2 separate regions of the Homo sapiens genome follow, and region 1 is linked to region 2. A link is a contact called in ENCODE Hi-C or POLR2A ChIA-PET data. All regions are on one chromosome and are shown on one strand. Each heading gives the region's core, a stretch centred on a gene start or an enhancer-like site at or near the end of the contact. The rest is flanking DNA. Distances are from core to core; before and after follow the strand shown. Region 1 overlaps ANKDD1A (ankyrin repeat and death domain containing 1A). Region 2 overlaps RBPMS2 (RNA binding protein, mRNA processing factor 2).

The links. Hi-C counts contacts between places; a loop is a spot of excess contacts on that map. ChIA-PET counts read pairs that join two places held with the same protein, here RNA polymerase II (POLR2A). Pooled maps may share reads with other maps.
Region 1: a pooled map shows a loop between it and region 2 (2.0-fold over the local background). The contact joins two enhancer-like sites. A Hi-C loop is called at or near these places in 3 of 37 single-sample maps with no recorded cell type and 3 of 50 pooled maps. POLR2A ChIA-PET finds 5 or more read pairs at or near these places in 3 of 52 experiments (A549, H1 and activated B cell).

What each region holds. Positions count from the first base shown.
Region 1 is chr15:64,948,474-64,951,236 of GRCh38, reverse strand. ANKDD1A (ankyrin repeat and death domain containing 1A) reads right to left here. Exons shown (of 15, transcript NM_182703.6): 14 at 1,265-1,396. Among named protein-coding and RNA genes, the nearest start is that of ANKDD1A, 38 kb to the right of the region's middle. Within about 2 kb of position 1,481, at least 3 of the 41 ENCODE cell types and tissues checked have a DNase peak (open chromatin) inside an H3K27ac peak, as active enhancers do.
Region 2 is chr15:64,738,955-64,741,654 of GRCh38, reverse strand. It overlaps RBPMS2 (RNA binding protein, mRNA processing factor 2), which reads left to right. Exons shown (of 8, transcript NM_194272.3): 7 at 413-482; 8 at 655-1,764. The coding sequence ends at 475. Among named protein-coding and RNA genes, the nearest start is that of MIR1272, 22 kb to the left of the region's middle. Within about 2 kb of position 1,319, at least 11 of the 41 ENCODE cell types and tissues checked have a DNase peak (open chromatin) inside an H3K27ac peak, as active enhancers do.

The sequences.
Region 1 (2,763 bases), core at 232-2,731, 210 kb before region 2:
TACCTGTTGGACGGGATTACAGGCCCTTGGACCCATCCTCATGAAAAAGATCAGTGTACAAACATTTGCCTCCTGGGCTCTGCATGACTGTGCATTTCAGTAGAATCACCTGGAGGTCTGTTAACAGTGATTTTTTAAAAAGCCCTTAAATGATGGTCATCTTCTGTTCAGGTGGCTCCACACGCTGAGGTCCCACGTGCCTGAAGGTCTGGCCCCTCCGGTTACATGGCTGTGCACCTCCTGGGGGCACTCGGGGCTGCGTTTGCTTTCTTCCTGATATTTTCTGTTAAAAACAAGAATCTTACTTCCTCTGTTGCCTAAGCTCTGCCTCACAGGACTGGTTTTATGTTTTAATTGCATGCCACAGTTTGTGTTAAAAGATGTAACAACTATATTTAAGAACATTTTGGGGAAAGAAAGGTAGCGTCCCTAATCTCTCTACCCTGAAATGAGTCTTAGCTTTTCCACCTTGCCTATAGCAGCTATGGGGGGGGGGGGGGGGGGGGGCGGTCCTTTCTTTTCCCTCAATAATATGCTAGAAACATTTCCCTCAGCAATATACTAGAAATATGTCAGGAGTGGTTTTCTTTGTTGCCTCATATCTAATGGAGACTTCACAACTATCAGTGGCTGCCTAGTGCCCCATTCTGTGGTTGCCCCATTATGTACCACGTCAGTGGGTATCACAGCGTTTAAGGCTTTTTCATCATGAGCTGATTTTGTTTTTAATGAGGGATTAGTACTAGAACCTTCTATCCTGCTTGTCTGATGATTCCACAGAACACTGAATCCCATATCAGGCTTTTGAGATTGGCATACTCAAATAAGTTGTGATGACCTCAGAAGGTTTATTTGACCAGATTTGACTGGTTCAACTCATATTAAGTCAGTTTTGGCTCCTATGTCTTAATGTTTGTGAAAAAAGTCTGGAGGTGGTTCCAGGCTTATTCCAAAATGGAAAAAAAATGTCAAGGTATAGAGGGCTGGTAAGGAAGAGATTATGGACAGCATCACTGGCTCCGGGGCTGTGAAGGTCACAGGGTTCAGTTTGGGCCAACACCCTCATTGCACAGATGGGGAAACCAGGGCCAGGAGGCACTGTAGTTTGCCCAAGGGAAAAGAGGGCAGGGCTAGGGGTAGGAATCTGGAAGGCCTAGAGCCAGCATCACAGCATTCTTGTCTGAGCAGCCCTTGGAGGGCCCTGCTGCATTCCAGTGGGGGCCACCCAGCTCCTGAGAAGCAGCCCAGCAGAGTACGCTCTTACCAGCCAGGTCCCTCCTGCCAATGGCCACGAGGCCCTCGAACAGCGCTTTGCTGGGGTTCTCACCAGCCGTGGCCACGCCATGCAGCCAAATGAGCAGCATTCGGTGGCCGTGCTCCTGATAGCTCCTGGTGCCTGAGAACAGTGAGGGAGGAGAGAGAGAGGGAGAAGGAGCCAATGGGGCCACTTGACCAGAGCGCCTGTCTATGCCACCCTGCACCGCCTCCTGAACATGCCCAGGTGGGAAAGAGGCCAAAAGCCTCCAAGGCCCTTCTCCATGCTCCAGCCAAGCTCAGCCTGGAGATAGGTAAGGGGAGTGGAGGAGCAGCCTCTCAGATGGGGAGGGAAGGGTTTGTGTCTTGGTCTCTAGAACCTCCCCAGCCCCAGGCCTTCTCCTGAACACCCACTATGCACTCTGTTGGTGTCACTCTGAATGGAGAAAGAATTGACTTTCATCGTTGTGGTACCATGATGCACAAATTGTATACTTCACCTCTCTGGCTGCTCAAAATAATCTGTGTCTTGCATGATAGTGGTCCTAATTTACAGATGAGAATACAGCTTAGTCAGAGATGGAGCTGGCCATGCTTTCCCCTGCACCAGTGGTTCTCAGACTCAGCTGCTCCTTGGAAACACCTAGGGCCCATGTCACCCCCAGAGATTCTCATGTACCTGGGACTGGGTGCAGCCTAGGCATTTAACGGTTTCAAAATTTCCCAGGTGGTTCCAACATACAACCATGTTTGGAAAATAATTGCCCACACGGCATGGGGTTAACATGTTATTCAGCTGGCTGTGATTCAGCTGGCTCTCCAGTGCTGTGGAAACAGACAGATGCTGGGCCACGCCCATCAGGTCCAGGTCACTCCATTCGCCCCTCTGACCTTCCGTGCCCCTCTTGGGGCCCTCAGCAGGCATGTCCTCACGGTACTGCCCTTGGTGTGGTGGCACTTCCGCTTGACCCAGCAGTCTCAACACCATTTATTAACTATCTCTGCCCCCGCCACTGTAATGTACAAGTGCTTCTTTATCATATATGAAAGTTCTTATCCGTAGCAGCGTTTACTTTTGAACTCTGCTCTATCCCAAATTGATATGCAAATGTCAATTTGCATATTTTTGTGTCAGGAATCTTTTTTTTTTCCTTTGGGAGACAGAGTCTCACTCTGTCCCCCAGGCTGGAGTGTAGTGGTGGGATCTCGGCTCACTGCAAACTCTGTGTCCCGGGTTCAAGCGATTCTTAAACCTCAGCCTGTCGAGCAGCTGGGATTACAGGACCCGACCATCATGCCCAGCTAATTTTTGTATTTTTAGTAGAGACGGGGGATTCACCATGTTGGCCAGGCTGGTCTCAAACTCCTAACCTCAGGTGATCTGCCCACCTTGGCCTCCCAAAGTGCTGAGATTACAGGTGGGAGCCACTATGCCTGATCCAGATATCTCTTTATGTTAATTTTATTTTGGCTTTATAAAAGGCTGAGTCTGCTTGGGTTAGATCCCCT
Region 2 (2,700 bases), core at 70-2,569:
GAAGTCAAACAAAAATGTATGAGGCTCATTCTTTTCCTCCTCCTCCACAGAATTAGGAATTCCGTGCTGTGTCAGTAAAGGGGAAGGGCGGGTTGCTGGCACCACTGCCCCCAGCTGCCAGGGCTCCCACCAGTATAGTGGCCCATTTGGATTGGGCTGATTGGGGTATGAGACGCCTGCGTGACTTTCCTTCGCTGGAACCTGTGTCCTGCAGAGGAGGCACATCAGGCAGTGCACTCCCACTTGCCGGATAGAGAAACTGATGCTTAAAGGTGAGTAACTGGCCCAAAATGTGCCAGCCAATCAGTGACAGAACCAGGACTCCAGCGGGGACACCGATGGCCATGGTTACCTGGCTTCCTGTTGAGGGAAGGGATGCACAGCTGGCTCCTGACGTTGGCTTCTCTTGCAGGTGCGCTGGTACCCTTCCTCTGACACCACCCAGCAAGGATGGAAGTACCGTCAGTTCTGTTAGTTTTTCAGTAAGTGTTGGCCCCAGAGGCCCAGGACAAGTGTCCTAGACTCCGGCTCCCTGAAGGGCCGTAGTTCCTCCCTCTGCCCCGGGTCTCAAGAGCTTAGCCGAGCCCAGAGCAGGCCTGGCTTTAGCTCTAGTCCCACGCCTCTGCTCACGGCCGCCTCTCTCCCTCCCTCCAGGTCTGGTCACCGGGGAGGTGGTTCTGGTAATCTGTGGTGGTGCCGGGACAGGCGCCCCGAGTTCCCACTGCCCCCGGGCGGCCTGCACAGAGCTGCTGCCCTCCAGAGACTGTGAATCCCAAGCCTGACTCAGTGGACTGCTTCCTGTTCCCCTCCCTCCTCTTCCTCACCTTGTTCTGCACCCTCAAGCCTTTCTCCAATGCCTCCCAGGAGGATTTGGGGACTTTCTCCCTGGGGCGCCCAGATCCAGCTCGGAGGCCTCACTGGGACCTGGCAAGGCCTGACCTCCCGCCCAAACTTGCTTCTGTAGCTCCCCCTCGAGGAAGTGAGGTGTTTAATTTTGCATGTTTTCTGGCATGAATTAAGACACTTATACTTGTATATATGAGTGTACAGTTTGTTCTCACACTGTCACCATAGCGACAGGTCCTGGCTCCCAGTGGTTCATCCTGCCTGCCCCTCTCTCCTCGCCCCGCCCCTGCACCCACCCCGCTTCAGGGAGGCCCAAGTTCCGTGGCCCCACACGCTTCCAGGCTCAGCTCCCACCTCCACCCAACAGATAGATGGGGTTTGCTTTTTCATTTCACATGGGGCTCCTCCGCTCCTGCCTTCTCGGATGGGCCAACAGTCGTAAGAAAGCCCTCTCTGCCCGTTCTGTTCACCTCTCCACAGCGCACCCCGCCCGCCGCTGCTCCTCATTCTTTCCAAACCTCGAAACCAACCAAAACGTGAGAAGTATTTTTGTACCCTGTGTAACAAAATATTTATGCATCATAAAGGATTTTTCATGTGCGTACCATTAATTATTAAAGCGACCTCGTTCGCCCTGTCAGATAAGTTTAATGTTTAGTTTGAGGCATGAAGAAGAAAAGGGTTTCCATTCTTCAGCAGTACGCCTTTGTGTCTGGCATTTGTTTAAGAAAATGAAATGAAGGAAACACTGTGCAATGTTTTTTGTTTTGAGCATATCAGTGCTTTACTGTCAGCCGCAGCTGTGACCGTCTGGCCATTTCAGACTTGGGAGATGAGGCGGCTGTTGTCATTGCTGATCCTGTGAGAATGTGAAACTGGATAATATATGAAATGCAAAATAAAACAAAACCAAAATGACTGCTCTCGGCCTTTGCTTCCCCCTTCCGTGGACGCAGACTGCCATTGGGAAGGCAGAGCCAGAGAGATGTGGAGTCGGGGGAAGGAAGTGAAGTGGGCCTGGCCCGCTGGCAGCTGGCTTGTGACTGTAAAGGTGGTGGGGGAGGACCTTGGAGCTCACTTAGCCTCTCCTGCCTCCCTGGTTTGTAAGCTGGGGAAACAAAGTCCAGGGTAAGTGACTTGCCTAAGGGCCTGGCAGTTGTGGCTTTACTTCCTCAGTTTCCAGGCTGTCAGGGTAGGGAGAGACTCCCTACACCAAGAGCAGGCCCCCAGGTGGGACCTTCCTGGGGGAAGGCGGTGATATACTCGGCTTAACCATTTACGGCCTGTGGTCTTTTTGAGTCTCGCTCTGGTAAAAGAGGACTGAGGTTTGGGCTGTTGGGCTCTGCCAGGTGGTGTCTGTCCTTGGCGTGCCTCTTGTGAGGCTGTGCTGGAGGGAAGGCTAGGACCTGGAATCTTGCCCAGAAGGGGTTAACCTCATCCACCCTGTAGTCTATGGGCTGCAACTCTGATTCCTGGAGCGGGAGCAAATGGGTGTGAGGCTCAGGGAAGCTGTGCAGTGCCAAGAGCCCAGGCTGGCCTGGGCCAGGTGTCAGGATGCCCGTCATGACCCTCAGTCTTACCTTTTGTGACTTGGGGTCTCGGGTTCCTTGTCTGTGAAGAGGTTGCTTGAAATCCTTTCAGACTCTTACTGGAGGGCTGGTGTGCTGAACTCAGGGTTTAACTGTTTGTTTTTTCATCCACTCCTGGGAGAGCTGCTCTGCACCGCACCGCACCTCAGACCCAAAGCCGTGCCTGGAAAGGGAGGACAGCAGAGGCCCCGGAACCCCCCTCCCAATAGGTGTTGCTCCAGCCTTGCTCTAAGCAAAACTAAAGTGGCTGTGGCTGGCTCTGGTC